Linked DNA regions of Homo sapiens: region 2 is linked to region 1. Evidence: read pairs that join two places in POLR2A ChIA-PET (ENCODE). Cell type or tissue: Panc1. All regions are shown on one strand. Links, peaks and the distances in the headings refer to the core of each region. The heading gives the core; the rest is flanking DNA.

The links. Peaks named below come from ENCODE experiments on the same cell type or tissue, not always from the same donor. Only the 100,000 strongest peaks of a DNase experiment are listed, where the experiment ranks them.
Region 2: POLR2A ChIA-PET joins it to region 1 with 10 read pairs; 2 of 35 experiments call an interaction of 5 or more read pairs at or near these places.

Annotation. Positions count from the first base shown.
Region 1 is chr20:44,693,365-44,702,069 of GRCh38, forward strand. No RefSeq gene overlaps it. Among named protein-coding and RNA genes, the nearest start is that of CCN5, 18 kb to the right of the region's middle. RefSeq lists a silencer at 3,106-3,155 and an enhancer at 3,846-3,895. In Panc1, for the core only: no CTCF peak of the experiment used is centred there; no DNase peak of the experiment used is centred there; H3K27ac peaks cover 7,374 bases.
Region 2 is chr20:44,756,282-44,764,986 of GRCh38, forward strand. RIMS4 (regulating synaptic membrane exocytosis 4) reads right to left here. Exons shown (of 6, transcript NM_182970.4): 3 at 1,791-1,903; 4 at 1,389-1,490; 5 at 617-756; 6 at 1-71. Among named protein-coding and RNA genes, the nearest start is that of KCNK15-AS1, 14 kb to the left of the region's middle. RefSeq lists an enhancer at 455-1,654. In Panc1, for the core only: no CTCF peak of the experiment used is centred there; no DNase peak of the experiment used is centred there.

The DNA of each region.
Region 1 (8,705 bases), core at 568-8,567:
GGGTCATGCACTTGCCCAGAGTCACACAGCTAGACAGTGGTGGAAGCTGGCCTGGGTCAGATTTGGACATCTACAGAAGCCCTTCTCCTCCCTGCTCGCACCCCTCTTAGCCCCAGCATGTGAGGAAGGCAGCTGTCTCCCTGAGCTCCGTCCTTCTATGCCTTGGGTTTAGCCATGTTGACTGCTGTAACAAATAACTCCAAAACCTCAGTGGCTTTGCATTATAAATGCTTGGTTCTTTCTCACATCAAACTGCAATAAGTCTTGACAGGAGGGCTCTGTTTTCTGCAGGTCATATAGGGATTGAGACTTTTCCTATTTGTGGCTTTCCTCATTCTCAGAGTCCTCTCCATTCAGCAGGCAGATGGCAGAAAGATTGTGGGTAGAAGATTTTTATAAGCCAGACCTGAAATCAGTACAATTATTTTTGCTTACATCCCATTGGCCAGAGCTCAGTCACATGACCACATCTAACTGCAAAGAAGGCTGGGAAATGTATCCCACATGTGTGCCCAGGAAGAAGAAGATGGCTATTGGTGAGCCTTGGTAGTCTTCCACAAGAACATGACCCAGTTCTGGCCAATAAAACATAAAGAAAGTATGCTGGGACAGGAGGTTTGAGAAGGGCTGGCCTCAATTATTATATAAAAAGGGGTGTGGGGAAGGTCCCCTATTCTTTCCCTTTAAGTGGTTGCATGAGGATGCGATGTCTGGAACTTTGGCAGCCATGTTGAGAGCATGACGGGCCAAGCCTCAGGGCTACAGCCAATATACTGAGGGTGCTGAAGCCAAAATGCGGGTCCTAGATGACATCACTGAACCTCTGAATGAACCAAAACTGGAGCCACGTAACCTCCAGATTTCTTGACTGCGAAGGCACCTATTATTGAATTCAGGAGTAATAGGGTATTCTATTACTTGCAGCCTAAAACATCCTAGCTGATTGACACTCAGGTGCAAATGCTGAAAACAGCTAAGAGGACAAGGTTAAGCCATGCCAGCTGTTACAACGAATAACTCCAAAACCTCAGTGGCTTTGCACTACAAATACTTGGTTCCCTTGAAACCCCTCCTCTGCTTGAAGTTAGGTAGAGCCAAGTAACATAGCTTTGGCCTACTCTGGATGTTGTGCTTTTTTGGGGAAGTTGGGGACAGAGCAGCAGTTCAAGCACAAAATGACCTGGCTGCTTTGTGCCAGGTCCTTTATACACACAGTGTATACACGGGAGCAAAATGCCTGGACTCAAATCTTGAGTCTGCCACCTCACCAGCCATGTGACCTTGGGCAAAGTCAATCAACCTCACTGAGCCCTAGTTTCCCCATTGAAAACATTGGGGTGATTATAAATATTCTACCCACAGAGTAAAGGATTAAATGTCCAATTCAGATAAAGAACTTGGCACATTATCTGTAAATAAACACTTAAAAGATTCTGACCAGAGCCTGGTGGGATGTGAGTAATATCAACCCCACCTTAGAGATGGGGAGTCTAGGGTTCAAGGAAATGAAGTCCAAGGACATATAAATAATAAGAGACAGAGCCTGGATTTTAATACAGACCTAATTGAACACCTGCTATGTGCCAGGCATTGTGTGAGGTGTTTAGATATATTATCCCATTGAACATACTAGCAATCCTGCATGGGAGGTATTATTATTATCATTATTGTTATTCCTATTGGACAAATGAGAAAGCCAAAACTCAGAGAAGTGAAAAGACTTGCCTACAGGCCAGGTCAAGATGCAGTACTTGAACCTAGGCTGAGTCCAAGCCTTTATTCTTTCCACCATGTATAAGCCTCCCTAACAGAAGCCCACCAGACTATTATAGTGGAATTGTAGGCATCAGAGGAGTAATACATTTGGCTCCCATGGCTATTCAGGGTTCCCTGAAGTCATCCCCAAAAGCTGGCTGCCAGTCCAGCCTGTCACCAAGGTTGTCCTGGTGATGGCTTTACCCTCACTCCTCCAGTAGAATAACTGGGCCCTGGAGTGGATGGTCCTGAGGGAGGAAGTTTGGCTCACTTGATAAAGCAGAACTTTCAAACACTTTGAGCTCATCCATGATGGAATAGGCTGCCTTGGGATGCGATGAGTTCTGTGGTCCTGGGAGGATACAAGCAGAGAAAGTCTGGTGGCCACCTGCAAGGAAGATTATTAAGACAGTTACTGCATAGAAAGTGAAATTAGATTCAAAGACCTTTCAGGTTTGAAATCTGTGGTTGCAAGATTCTCAGGTCCCATTTTCTCAGATTCCAGTCTAAGATTACATGATACTCAAAATCCAGGAATCTAAGGCTGCACGAGTTTTCTCCTTGGATTTTTTGTTCCCTATTTAGGCAGTTAGACTGCAGAACATCTACTGACTCAGGAAACAGATGTGTTAGTAAAAGCAGAGAATACATTTCTGGGTTTCAAAAACACCCCTTCCTCCCAGGAAAGAACATTCCTAAGAGACTTGGGCATCTTGAACACCTAATGAATCTGAAAGAGGCTCTCACTTTCTGTGACTGTCTTTAGGGACTGTCCACAAATACTCTGTTTCTTTTCCTTTTAGGGTGCCTTAGTCTGTTCAGGCTGCTACAGCAAAACATCTTAGACTGGGTAATTTATAAACAACAGAAATTCATTGCTCACAGTTCTGGAGGTTGGGAAATTCAAGATCAAGGCTCCAGCAGACTCAGTGTCTGGTGGGAGCCTGTTTCTTATAGATGGTGACTTCTGTGTGTCCTCACATGGCAGAAGGGACAGATGGGCTCCCTCAAGCCTCTTTTACAAGAACACTAATCCCATTCATGGGTGGAGCCCTCCTGACCTAATCAACTTCCAAAGGCCCCACCTCTTAAGGCTATCACTGTGGGGATTAGGTCTCAACATCTGAACTTTGGGGAACACATTCAGACCACAGCACAGGCCCATAGTAGGATTTCCACTTGAACTCCCTCCTCTGCTTGAAGTTAGGTACAGCCAAGTAACAAGCTTTGGCCAATGAAATGTGTGCAGAAGTGAAGTGTGCCACTTCCTGGGGGAGACTTTAGGAGCCAGTCTGTGGCTTGATGCTTTCTCTTGCCCTCTGCTGTGCAACAGTTGAAATGGTGGTTGTTCTATCAGCTGGGATCCAGGAGCAAGGAGACACAGAGCAGCGCAGCAGCTGCCCAGCAGGGGACGTGCATCAGGAGCCACTGAGAAACAGGACTTGAGCGTTGCTGTTACTGTAGCAGAACTCACCCTACCCTGACTGATGCACAGCTCTCCCCTCCCCTCCCTCCTTCCTCCCATCTAAGAAGGCTGGGAAGGAGGTCAGAGAAAAAGCTATGAGTGAGCATATTTTGGATTTTGTTGGTCAGTGGGCCCCAGAGAGCTTTGAAGAATTCAGAAGCAGAGAGCAGGGAGGATCTCAAGAGATAAAATGGCCAAGAGGGCCAGAGACAACCTCACGCCTAGATACAATTGGGGAAAAAAAATGAATGGAGCTGGGAAAGTGATGGGGTTGGGGAAAAAAATCCCAATTGAATAAGATGAATTTTCTGCCCACATATGGAATGGAGCATTGAAATGAGAATGAATTTAAAATAGATTACATTTCCAGCCCATCTGAATTTCAGACTGAGAATATCTGCTGCACATAATTCAAGATCCCACAGTCTCAAGAGGCTTGGGTCCTGGGCTTTGACAATGACTCTTTTCCTGGGCAGAAGGTTGTACATGGACACTGGGAGCACCTAGGCCTGGAAGCTGGGAGAACTAGGCTCTCCTGTCTGATGTCACTTTCCCTGTCACTTTCCCAGGGAGGCCTTCCCTGACTGCCTGACTTAAAAGGAACTTCCTCTACCACCCTGGCCATTCTCTATTCCTCTTCTTAACATCAATTGACACACCACAAGTTTTCATTTTTTTTTTTTTTTTTTCTTGAGATGGAGTCTCACTCTGTCACCCAGGCTGCACCCAGGCTGGAGTGCAGTGGCACGATCTCAGCTCACTGCAACCTCCACCTCCCAGGTTAAAGCGATTCTCCTGCCTCAGCCTCCCGAATAGCTGGGACTACAGGCACGTGCCACCACGTCCAGCTATACTGATGTGTTTATTGTCTATTTCCCCACTTGACTGTAAGTTTCAAAATGGCAGATATTCCTCTCTCTCTCTCTCCCTCTTTTTTCTTTTCCCTTTTATTTATAAAAAACTTCAAACATACAGAAAACCTATCATGAAGACCCATTTACCGCTTACCCATCATCTAGATTTCCAACTGTTAACATTTTACTGTATTTGCATCATGTTTTTTGGTGCTGGCATTTTCTGAAGTATATAATATTCTTCACTATATTTCCTTTTAAAAAATTGAAGATGGCCGGGCGCGGTGTCTCACGCCTATAATCCCAGCACTTTGGGAGGCGGAGGTGGGCGGATCACGAGATCAGGAGATCAAGACCATTCTGGCTAACATGGTGAAACCCTGTCTCTACTAAAAATACAAAAAATTAGCCGGGCGTGGTGGCGGGTGCCTGTAGTCCCAGCTACTTGGGAGGCTGAGGCAGGAGAATGGCATGAACCCGGGAGGTAGAGCCTGCGGTGAGCCGAGATGGTGCCACTGCATTCCAGCCTGGGCGACAGAGCGAGACTCCATCTCAAAAAAAAAAAAAAAAAATGAAGGTAAGGAGTTTTGTCTGTTGTATTCACTGCCATATTACTCACTGCCTGGAAGTTGGTAGGCCTTCAGCAAATAGTTGCTGAGTGAGTAGAAGGCGTTAAATCCTCATGACAACCCTGTGCGGTAGGTGTTATTATCCCCCATTTTACAGAAGAGGAAACTAAGGCACAGAGAGGAAAAGTAACTTCCCCAAGGCCACATGGTTGGCAGGTGATGAAAGGGGGATTTGAGCTCAGGCAGGCTGAGTTCAGAGCCCATGCATTTAGCGCACAATTGCTCTCTGCGGGCAATGGCCATTCATCTCCAACTGGGATGTTTATTCATCCTCTTTAGATACCATCTACAGAGGAGACCCAGAGGAAGAAGAGGGGCTCACAGGCTGGCCAAAAGCAGGTGATCTTCCTCTGGGGACCTGATGCTCTCACAAAGCCTGGGGCCTTCTGTCCTGCCCTGGGGTGGAGACAGAAGACTCCTTCCCAGACGAGTGACCTTTAGGGTTTGTTATGAATAGAGATTCCTTCTGGGGAACGTGATGGCTGATGCTGGGAACCCGGGTCCCCAGATTTAACCCCTAGGAATGTGGAGAGGAATCTCCAGACCTCCACCCAGGAGGCCAGCTCTCCCAGCCACCCAGGCCAGCCAGAAGAGGGTGGTTCTAAGCAGCTCTTCCAGTTATTGGACCACTGGGAGGTGGACTGGAACCTTCCATGTCCAGGCTGGGAGGCAGCTCCTCAGAGTAAAAATAACTCTAGGCTTCAAAATCCTGGGGTCTGCCTCTTCCTCCCCAGCTATGTGACATTCACTGGACAGGTGCCTCATGTGGGGGGACTTTGGTTTTCACATCAATCTAATGGGACTAAATATTATACCAACCTCTCAGCAGGGCTGGGACTAGGGTGAAGCCAGCCAGGTGCTCAAGGCATAACATTTAGGGAGGTGCTTGTTCTGAGGCGCCAACCCTGCACTTGCTCAGGCCCCGGGGTGAGGGCCTCGGTAGATTTGCACCCTGGTCACCTTGCTGCCTCAACCTGGCCCCAGCCCTGCCTCCCAGGGTTGTCGTGGGAAGGAAATGAGATATTGTATACAAAGCATGTTAGCACAGCATGTAGCATGCCCTTAGTGCTCACTTGTGGGGAAAATTCTGTTATTGTTCTTTTTTTTTTTTTTTTTTTTTTTTTTTTTGAGAGAGAGTCTCGCTGTGTCACCCAGGCTGGAGTGCAGTAGCACGATCTTGGCTCACTGCAACTTCTGCCTTCCGGATTCAAGTGATTCCCCTGCCTCAGCCTCCTGAGTAGCTGGATTGCAGGTGTGCACCATCATGCCTGGCTAATTTTTTTTTTTTTTTTGAGACGGAGTCTCGCTCTGTCGCCCAGGCTGGACTGCAGTGGTGTGATCTCGGCTCACTGCAAACTCCGCCTCCCGGGTTCACGCCATTCTCCTGCCTCAGCCTCCTGAGTAGCTGGGACTACAGGTGCCCACCACCACGCCTGGCTAATTTTTTTGTATTTTTAGTAGAGACAGGGTTTCACCGTGTTAGCCAGGATGGTCTCGATCTCCTGACCCCGTGATCCGCCCGCCTCGGCCTCCTAAAGTGCTGGGATTACAGGCGTGAGCCACCGCACCTGGCCAATTTTTGTATTTTTAGTAGAGACGGGGTTTCGCCATGTTGGCCAGGCTGATCTAGAACTCCTAATTTCAAGTAATCCACCTGCCTAGGCCTCCCAAAGTGCTGGGCTAGGATTACAGGCGTGAACCACCGCACCCAGCCTGTTCCTATTATTTTTATTGACTGCCTTTCTGAGGTTGGCTGGGCCTGTTTCCCAGCAGTGGCCCTGCCTTGGACCTCTTGCCATGGCCTTCGTCTCTCCCTCCACTTGTACATATTATACCCTTTTTATTATTTATCCCCTTGTAGCATGGTTTGATTCCCATTATTTACTGGTTCCTTGTCCCATGTCTCCTCCTCTGTGTCGACAGCCTGGAAACAATGATTGCTAATATTTACCAAGTGCTCACCATGTGCCAAGCCCTGGGCTAAGCATTTACATGCTGGATTTCATCTCATCTTTACAATGATCCTATGAGGTAGGGACTATGATTATACCCATTTTTCAAATGAGGAAATGGAGGCACTTAAAAATTGAGTAACTTGCCCAAGGATGCATTGTTAGAAAAGGATGGAGCTGAGGGTAGAATCAAGATGGCTTAATCCCTAAAACCCAAGGGATGGAACCCAGAACACTGCCTCTTCCACTCTTCACCAGCTTCTGCCCTGCAGGGTACACGCAGATGGCTCCAAGCAGGGGCCCCATTGCTCACTGGGGGAAACTGGCCTCCCTGAGCTAAGTCAGGTCCTGGGCAGAGGGACAGATGCTCTCTGTGCATCTCTAGGCCACAGCAGGGCGTTTCCAAGTCCTTCCCAGACCAGACGGCGGCTTCTGCTGTAGGCTATAGTAATAACAACAGCGTTGAGCACTCACACTGTACCAGAGCAGGGGTGGCGCCGCGCTGCACACCTGCCGCCCAGGGTCTCCACAGTCCTCACGCTGCCCTTGCATTGATTATTGTCTTTATGTGACCAGTGTGGTAGCTCAGGTGTCAAGACCTCAAGGCACCCAGCCAGGGTCGCATCTCACGTCTATGGCAGATCCAAGATCTGAACTTGGACTTGTCTGAATCCTGGATAAGCTGGGGGGTGAAGCTGGCTGCTGAGGATCCTGTGTGCCCCTCAGCCCTGTTCCCACCACCTCTGTGCCTCCTCCCTGCTGGCAGCCACTGTGGCCACAATGGGGTTAACCCCAGAGGAAGGCATTGAAGGCGCTGGGGCTGGGGTGGGAAGGAAGGCATATTTCGGGGCTCCAAGGACTTGAAGCCTAGCTGCTCCATGCCCAGGCTCTGGGACCCCCCAATACATGCACACATTGTTTAAAATGAAGTGGAACTCCAGGCAGGCAAGTTTTGATTTAGGGGAGACAGCTCCTCCATGGTAATGATACTGAGCCTTGTTATTTGAGCAAATAGGTTTTCTCCCAGCCTCTCACTCCTTTCTTTGTAATTCATCTTCCATCCTGGCCACATGCAGGCCCTGCTTGGAACTCTCTGGGGACTCCTACCCCACAGGATAGTCTAAAACCCTGCCCCGGTATTCAAGGCTGTTTGCAGATGTTCCTCAACCCCACCACCTGTTGCTCCCAAAATTCACACACCCCAGACCTGCACACCACAGTTGTTGCTATTCCACACACAGGTCGCTGGGAGCAGCGCACGGCCCAGCCCCGCCTTTCTGCAAGTGGATCCCTCTGCCTGGAAAGTCCTCCCTCCCCTCCTCTGGATCCTCCTGGGTCAGGCTGGGTGCTCCTCTGAACTCCCAGGCTGAGGGTTGCTGTGTAATTTGATACTACATTGACATTGCAGGAAGATCATGTATGGCTGAGTAGCTAAAAATGCAGGCTTTGAACTTGGATGTGGGTTCAGCCTCAGCTGTATCTCCCGCCAGCTGTGGGACATTGGGCTGGCGTCTCTGAGCCTCAGTTTGCTTCTCTGAACATAGAATGATACGCCCTACTCCATTAAGGTGCTGAGGGTGAAGGAAACCACGGGCTCAGTGTGGGCAGCTTGGCCAGGGCTCCAAGCGCATCGGGTGTTCATGTAGTCCTTCTAGTGCCAGGCGGTCATTAGCAACTTGGTGCCAGTCTCTGAGCTGGTCTCCAGGACGGAGCAGTGGAGGGACCATGTAGCCCCTGCTCCCACAAACACAGACATTGGACAGCCAATTAGTTACCCCAGTTCGTTACCATGGAGACTATAATTAGGGATTATAGTCACCCTGCCCAAGCGCACAGGCCTCACCTCCCATCCTTGCCTTAGCTTTGAAGCTCCCTGGAGCAGGATCTAAACTGGATTTGTCTCTGTAACCTCAGTTCCTCATTATTCATGGTCGGAATGCTCAGCAAACGTTTAAGTGGAAGAGATTTCCATAACAAACACTTGGGAGTTCAGAGGAGCACGCGGTCCAACCTGAACAGAGCAGGAGGATCTCAGAGGAGGGAGGCCACT
Region 2 (8,705 bases), core at 1-8,000, 62 kb after region 1:
TCCAGCAGCACGCGAGCCACACCCATGAACTGCTTCCGCTCCATCCGCCCGTAGTTCCCCCACACGATCACCTGTGGGGCAAGAGACACAGTGGTTCAAATCCTGCCAGTGCCACTCACAGGCCCAGAAGCAGAACCTGGGTCGCCCCATGCCCAATCCAGCTCAGTCCTGTGATTTCTACCTCCTTAAAACTGCAATTCCTCAACAGGCCTTTCTTATCACGGGGCATCACACCAAGCCCCTGGCCTCCAGAGGCTGTTGATGGTAATGGTGACGGTGACGATGGTAATGGGTAGAACACTTGCTGTAGGCAAAACTGCAAATACTTTTCCTGCACACAGCACACATTCCACTGGCACCAGAATGTTATCAGGTAGGTACTATTAGGGTCCCCGCTTTACAGATGAAGGAACTGAGGGTCAGAAGGGAACTTGTTCAAAGTTGTGCAGTAAGTTGTGGAGCTCAGTTCAGCCACAGTGAACTGAGGGCCTCGCCTGTTTCCTCCAGGCGAGGCCCTCCAGAGACACCCCCCGCCAGGGGTGCCCTCCTCTCATTCTGGTACTGTGCATGTGTGCTCGTGCACACACACACACGTGAGCGCGTCAATGCCCCTCACCTGGAGGACTTTGCCCTGGGGACTCTCAGGAAACAGCAGCACCTGGTTATACAGTGGGTCCAGCGACTTGCGAGCGACTTTGGTCTTCTTCTTGGCAATGCAGATGCCATTCTCTAGCAGGTAGGCCTTGATGTAGGCCGCTGGGGATAGAGGCCAGCAGGGGTGAGTTCTAGTTTGGCCCTCAAATGGTGGGCAAAGGGTGCAACAGAGGGAGGCTGCCCACCCTCTGCTGGAGATAGGTGTGCCCCCATGGGGTCTGGGGAGGACGCACCAGGACACATGGGGGGTGGGCATTTGGGGGCAGCAGGTACAGCTGGGCTTGGGTGCAGCCTGCCCCACCTCCTCTGGTGGTCCTCACTGTCTCCACCCTTCCTTTGCTCACTCTGTGCTCACCTGTTTCCTCTCTCAGTCCATAATGTGCCCACCCCCTCCCTGGCTTATGCATCTATCTGCTGACCCCCTCACTCACCAAGCCTGAGCACCTACTGCATGCCAAGAACCCTGCTAGGCACTGGGGTATAATGATAAGCTGGAAAGATGGTCCCTGCCTTCCAGGAGCTCAGTCCAGTGGAGGAGAGGAACAAGGTCAACAGACAATCTCAACTGGCTCTTCAAACAAACCCTAAACTACCAATTCCACATAAGACATCAGAGTTGGGACAGGGGGTCCCCACAGTTGGGCCCAATTTTCTCTCTTCAAGGCCCTCAGTACCCATCAGGATATCCTCCCTGACCTCCACCCCCACCTTGCAGGGGAAGGTAGGCCCCAGACCTGGCAGTGTCTTGGAGCCTGGCTTGGCTGTCAGTCCCCGAGCCTGGATAATGTCCACCTCCAACTGACCGTTCCGCTCCTGCAGACCGATCTCCACATCCCCTGGAAGAGGCACCAAGAGATGAGACTGGGAAATGGTTCAGAAGCTCAAGCTTGGACTCAGCTCTTCTCCTTTACTTAGGGCTGAAACCCCCTTCCCCTGCTCCCAGCCCAGAATAAGACCAGAACCAACTCCCACCAAGTGCCTAGGCTCTGCTGAGGGCTTGAGAGTGTGCCCTGGGCTCTAGGCGGCATGCGCAGAGGATGGATCAACAGGCAAAGGGGAAGGAGGGAGAGACGCTGAGCTTCTGGTGTGACACCCAACTCCCCTAGTCCATTTGAAACCAGCCTTGGGGCACTCACCCATGGGTGTGGTGGCCAGGGTCTGGCGGCCCACAAACTGTGCCGGCCCCATGCTTCCCAGGAAGTCACTGAACTGGGCGTCCGACGCCAGGCAAACTCCTCCATAGTTAAGGCTGCAAGAGGAAAAGGTGAGACAAAGCACACATTCCCAGTGGTTTACCAACAACTCTGGACTCAAGCAGTCAACCTCCATGCAATGGATATGCTGAAACTTCCCTCTTGGGATGGAGATAAGGTTTACCCAGTATCTGGCTCATGTGGTTTAGTGCCTTGATACTCAAAGTGTGGTTCAGAGACCAGCAGCATCAGCATCACCTGGGAACTAATTAGATACATAGAACTGCAGCCCACTCCACCCCCAGCTGCTGAATCAGAATCTGAATTTTAATGCGAGCCCCAGATGATGCCCTTGCACGTGAAAGTGTGAGCTGCACTGCAAACGGCTCTAGACTCTGAGGGGTGCATTTCTTGCGGCTGCTTGGCTACCTAATATCCACTTCCCCTTCCTCTGGTAACAAGATCTCAAATTTTCTTTACGGAACCCCCTCCCCGTGGCACATGATCACAGTGGGGTGGAGGGAACAGCTCCTGAGACTGGGCCTCCAGCTCAGCCTGGCCAATCAGGGCATCCCTTCCCCTCGGCCAGTGATCAGCTCAGAGACAGGCATGTAGCCCAGTTCAGCCAACAAGAATCAGGCCTGGAAGCTTTGTTTGAACTATGGGGAGTGAGACGCTCTCTTTCCCACCAGACTTGAGCCTGAGATGCAGGACTGGAGCTTCTGGTGCTATGTAGCTACCATCTGGATCCCGAGAATGAAACCATCAAAATGACAGCATTGTGTGAGCTCCTGGATCAAGCTCTGCCTGAAGCAAGCTACTTCATCTTTTGGTTACGTTAAGTCAATATCAACAGCAACAACAAAGATAATTTTATTATTTTGCCTAAGACAGCTTTAGTCAGTTCTCCCCACTCCCTTCACTTCTCTAAGTATCTCTTTCCCATCTGTGAAATGGGAATAATAATGTTCCCATCTCCTAGGTCTGTTGTATTAAGTGCGATGAGGCACTAAGTACCATGCCTGATGTGCCTCTGTTATCCTGAGCACCAAAGCACTTGCAACCCATTTTCTCATCTGATCCTCACCACAACCACAGGAGGTTTTTTTTGTTGTTGTTCTGGTTTTTGTTTTTTTTTTGAGACAGAGTTTCCCTCTGTTGCCCAGTCTGGAGTGCAGTGGCACGGTCTTGGCTCATTGCAGCTTCGAACTCCTGGGTTTAAGCGTTTAAGCAATTCTCATGCCTCAGCCTCCCAAGTAGCTGGGAATACAGACGTGTACCACCACGCCCGGCCAATTTTTGTGTTTTTTAGTAGAGACAGAGTTTCATCACATTGGCCAGGCTGGTCTCCAACCCCTGGCCTCACGTGATCCACCCACCTCGACCTCCCAAAGTGCTGGGATTACAGGGGTGAGCCACCACGCCTAGCCCAAGAGGTTGGCTTTTGATCTTTATCACCATCTTTTAAATAAGAAACACATTTGCCCAGCAAAAGGGTGACCCTATTCCCTGGCCAGAGATGAGGCATACAGAGTCAGAGGCTTAACCCAAGCCAGGCCAATCAAAACCTCTCTCTGGGAAATAAAAAAGAGAATCCTGGAGACTAAAAGTCACAAGAACTGAGCCATATAAATGGCCTGCCCTCAGGCAAAACCCATAAACTCTACTAGCTACCCAGTCTTGGCTGCCCGATTCTTCCCTGAACCATTTGAAGTCCCCCAGTGTTCTGTTTTTACTTAAGTTATCTGCAGAGTTAATGGCAGAATATTCAGCCTGAGTGCTTTCCCTTTTCCTGATTTCCTACTACCCCTGGCTTGCTTTCCCCATTCAGACAGTAGCCAGGGTGTCCTATGTTGGCTGCCTCAGAGAAGGAATGACCCAGCAGGAGGTAGAGAGCAAGAGACTTGGGCTCTTGACTTTTCAGTTCCAAATCTAAGAAACAGACTTGAAAGAATAGGTACAAAACTAGGCTATCCTGCCCCGAAACAGACAAACCCTCAGCCTGGGAGAGCAGAGGAAGTCAGGCAAGGAGGGAACAGAGCTGAGATGCTGCAGGATCCTTGAGGACGGTCTGTAGTCTGCAGCTGGTGAGTGCTGGGGGATGACAGAAAACTCCAGATAGGCTGGGGGGATCTGAAAGCAGAGGAGACTTGCACTTACTCTTCTTATTGGGTGGAGCTAAGAAAAGGGCAGAACACTTTACAGAAATGGCTACTTGGGCTTCTTGTCAAGTAACCCCCTGGGAGATCTCTGAGGCTCTCTGTACATCCCTCCATACCCTAGAGAGGAACATATGATCCAGGTGCACTGGAGAGAAGGGCAGATCCATAGAGGCCTGGTGGTCTGGGCAAAGAGAAGTAGCTGAGACCAATGAGAAACAATGACCAAGGAGCAGACAGTAAGATCACGTTCCAGGAGACACCAGGATGATGGATGATGATTGCAGACCACACACTCTGTCCCCAGTGTCTGAGCACCACAATAATAGCAGCCAATGCTACTGGACACGAGCCCTCACTGACATTCAGCTGGTACACCAGGTGTTATGGCCGGCGTCCATTTGATCCATTCATTCAACCAACAAATGTTTACTGAGCACATACTATGCACTCTATTGTGTCCAGGCACTATTCTGGACACTTGGAATATGTTAGTGAACAGTGATTTCTGCCCTTCAGGTGCTTAGATTCTAGTGACATATTACACACAATTAATATCATAAACATTACAGTATGTTAGAAGGTGGTAAATGATAGAAATCTTAGTAATAAATAAGTAGAGAATTAATGTGGGCAGGGGGGGATGTGGGCGGCAATACAAAATAGTGTGATCAGTAGCTGTGACTTGTGCTTCTTATTAAATACTTTGATAGTTACCCTGGGCCTGTTCTAGAAATTTACACAGATTCTCTCCACATAAACTTCCCCAGGACACAGGCATAACATTTGGGAAAATCCTGAACCAAGTGGGTCTAAGTTTCCAGCAAACAGAGGACACAGCGGGACTTGATACAGAGATTAGCAACAGCGAACTCCCAGTGCTCACTAAATGCCACAAATGTCAAAGTGCTCTATACTTATTAATTCATTTCAGCCTCACAACAACCCCATGAGGTCAATACTGTTACTGGGCCCATTTTATAGATGAGCCGGAGAGTTAAGAAACCTACCCAAATGACACAGGTACTGCATGGCCCCACCCTATCCCTCAGCACTCACCTCTATACTTTGAAGCTACCTGCTCTCACACCTGCCACTAGGTCTGAGGGCTTATTTTCTGGCTGTGAGAATTCTGAATTTTGCTGGGGAAGCAAATTCAGCCTGTGGCACAGGGCAGGCTGGAAGCACCTGAGGGTTCATGCCTCAGAAGCAGCCCCCACCCAGTGACAAACTGGGAGTCTGCAGGGGGGATAATGCAGGTGAATGTTCACCCAGCCTCCCAAGGCTCCCCAGTGGGCCTGAGCTCCAGCTGCCCTTAGTGGTAGCAGGCTTGATGACGCATCCGTTATTAGCTCCCCTCCCTTCCCATCCCATTCCTTGCAGCTCCCACACTCGGGTTGCCTGGGATGGCCTGCCAAATAACCAGTTTCCACTTGAATCTTTGAATCAGGGTCTGCTCTGGAAGAAGCCAAACCAAGACAGAAGCTGAGTGGTATCTGAACCCAGAGAGTGAGGCTTCCAAGTCTATTATCTTAACAATTATGCAACAATGGTTTTTTTATAGACAGAAAGTATGAAAAAATAAAGTCACGTAAGTGTCTGGGGACTGAAAGGTATACCCACTATTCTTGCAAAACCAAAGACCCTTAATTAACAGCACAGAGGCTATGGTCTAGACCAGGGGTCCCTAACCTTTTTAGCACCAGGGACCAGTTTTGTGGAAGACAATTTTTCCATGGACTGGGGCAGGGAGTGGGGGATGGTTTTGGGATGAAACTGCTCCACCTCAGATCATCAGGCATTAGTTAGATTCTCACAAGGAGCTTGCAACCTAGATCCCTCTCATGCACAGTTCACAGCAGGGTTCATGCTCCTATGAGAATCTAATGTCATCACTGATCTGACAGGAGGCAGAGCTCAGGCGGTAACGCTCGCTCGCCCACCGCTCACCTGCTCTGCAGCCTGGTTCCTAAGAGGCCAGGGACCAGTACCCCTGGGGGAGGCCCCTGGGGTTGGGGACCCCTGACCTCTTTCACACTGGTGACATGGCCTTTCCTCCATGCCCCTGGGTCTCTTTTCCACCCTACCCTCCCAGCCATCTAGGGGGCCAGCCTCCATTTTGTAAGGAGTGTCTGGGCTCCAAAAGCCTGAGAAATGGTGGGGGTCTCACGGATTCCAGGCATGGAAGGAGCGCAGCCTCCCAGGCAGAGGGAGGCCCTCTGCAGCCTGAAATTGAAAGTTTCCTCCAACGTCATCATTGTCTGCTTCTCAGTTCCTGGTGGGATTGTGAGCAGACAATGGGGAACTGGCAGGCCTGGTAATTAGCGGTAATTGTTTATAATATCTGGGCGGCTGCCTGATTTCCTATCCCAGGGAGCCTTGCTAGCTGCCAAGGAACCCGGCTGACGCCCCAGAAACCCTGAATAGGTTATCACGTCCTCCTGGGGGCTGGAGGAAGGAGGAATAAAGTGGTGGCTGGGCCCTACTAGGCCAGAAATCCAACTGCGGGTCTTCCCTGGAGTACACAAGAAGGCAGAGGCCGCAAAATCAAATCTGCCTCTACAACTCACTAGCCAACTGCTTGCTGTGTGACCTCTGACAAGTTGTTATTGTCTCTGCATTTCAATGTTCTTATCTGCAAATGAAATCACACTGCCTCATGGACAGTGTCTGGCCTTTTTGTTGGCCAGTGCCTGTGCTGTCTCAGTTTCAAATGTTTTTCAAAATTTCTGCTTACGGCATCCATGAGCACAGGGGTATAAAAGAGCTTATTGCATTAAGTGCTGCATATGTGCTACAACTTTGACAAGTCCTTGTATGCAACAGGAGCTCAATAGATGTTCACTGCCAAACCCTACAGCAGGACTTACACTGGGAAAATAAAGGATGGAGTGAAGACTGGATTTGGCATAACGCAGACCCTGGATGCCAGTACTGTACAACCTGTGGCAAGTGTCTTAACCTCTCTGAGCTGCAGTTTCCTCATGTAGAAAATGGGAATAAATAGTAATTACCTTGCCGAGTTGTTGGGGAGAGTCAGAGAGCTAGTGTAGGCAAGGTGCTTTAGCACAGAGGACCTGCTGAGTGAATCAAAGGGTGAGATACCATGGCCTGCTGGGCCTGCTGCCTGGCCTGGGAGAGCCTCCTTGCCACATTCTTGGCATTTTCATGGCATTTCAGATTCTAGACCTGTTAGTAAGTACAGCATCTGGATGCCTGAGAATAAGCCCAAGCCATTCTGGGGAGTACTGCAGCAGCGGGTCCCTTCCAGGGACGTGTGCCACTTGGACAGGCGCAAAGCCCTGTAACAGGATTACAACCCATGTTCTGCTGGCCTTTTATTTTGTGTTAATGGTGAAATGAGATTCCCTGCATTTCAAATCCTATTACTTTTGTTTGTGGAGCTGAAACCCATTGGTCTTTTATTATTAACCTCTGAGCTTGGTTTGGCCCCTGGATTTTCTGTGTTCTTGATGGTGAAAGAAGTAACTGGCTCACGCAGGGGTTTGACTCCATTCTCTTTTCCAGATGGATCACTCGTCTCAACAGCATCAGAAATTAAAAGGTTGCACAGCCCTTGTGGTGATTATAGGTTATGTGATTCTCAAAGGTTTAGGAGTTTACGGGTTCCCTGTCCATCCATTCACTACATGCTCACCTATCCATCCATCCATCCATTTATCCATCCATCCATCCACCTATCACTTCATCCATCCATCCATTTATCCATCCATCCATTTATCCATCCATCCATCCATTTATCCATCCATCCATCCATTTATCCATCCATCCATCCATCCATCCACCCATCCATCCGTCCATCCATTTATCCATCCATCCATCCATCCATTTATGCATCCATTTATCCATCCATCCATCCATCCATCCATCCATCCATCCATTTATCCATCCATCCATCCATCCACCCATCCATCCATCCGTCCATCCATTCATCCATCCATCCATCCTCCCACAAACTCACCAAGCCTACAATGCAATCAATTCTGCTGTAACATGAAATATACATTTCTAAAAATTACTGTGCAACGCAAAATCTTGCTATAAAAATCACACAGCTTATGGGAAAATGGGGTCAGTGTCACATCAAAAACAGAAAAAGGCAAGAATGCAGTAAAAATGAAAGCATGGTTTTAAATATGTTAAATGCTTTAGAAATGCACAAATACTACAATAAAAATGGCATTTGACCTTGAAAATGACCTGCAGTTTGCTTGTGGAAGTGGGTGTCGGAAGAGGTGCAGCCTGTGAGTGATTGTGAGGTGGTGAGGGAAAAACTGAAGTCAATGGAAAGTTGTACCACCAGGTGTGGACAGGTGTGGCTTATAATAGTAAACTGAGGGTGCCGTGGATGTCTGAGGCGCATGTGTTTTGTGTATTCTTATGTGGGTGCAGTTTTCTTCATTCACCCAGTGCTCCTCGTGGATGAAATTGCACCTGAACAAATGCAAAATTTATGTTATGCTCAAATTGTTCCCTAATACTTGAATCATGTTGGAACAAATTCTCGTTTTCAAAACAAGTACTGTAGCAGAATTGCCCTGTGCCAGGATATACCATATCATACAATCCTGACCCCGACTTCTCAACCATTCAAGGTATTTCCAAGCCTGACCACCTCTATGAGACTGTGTGTGGCTCATGGGTGCAAAGCCAAGGATTTATTTTTTTATTTGTCAAA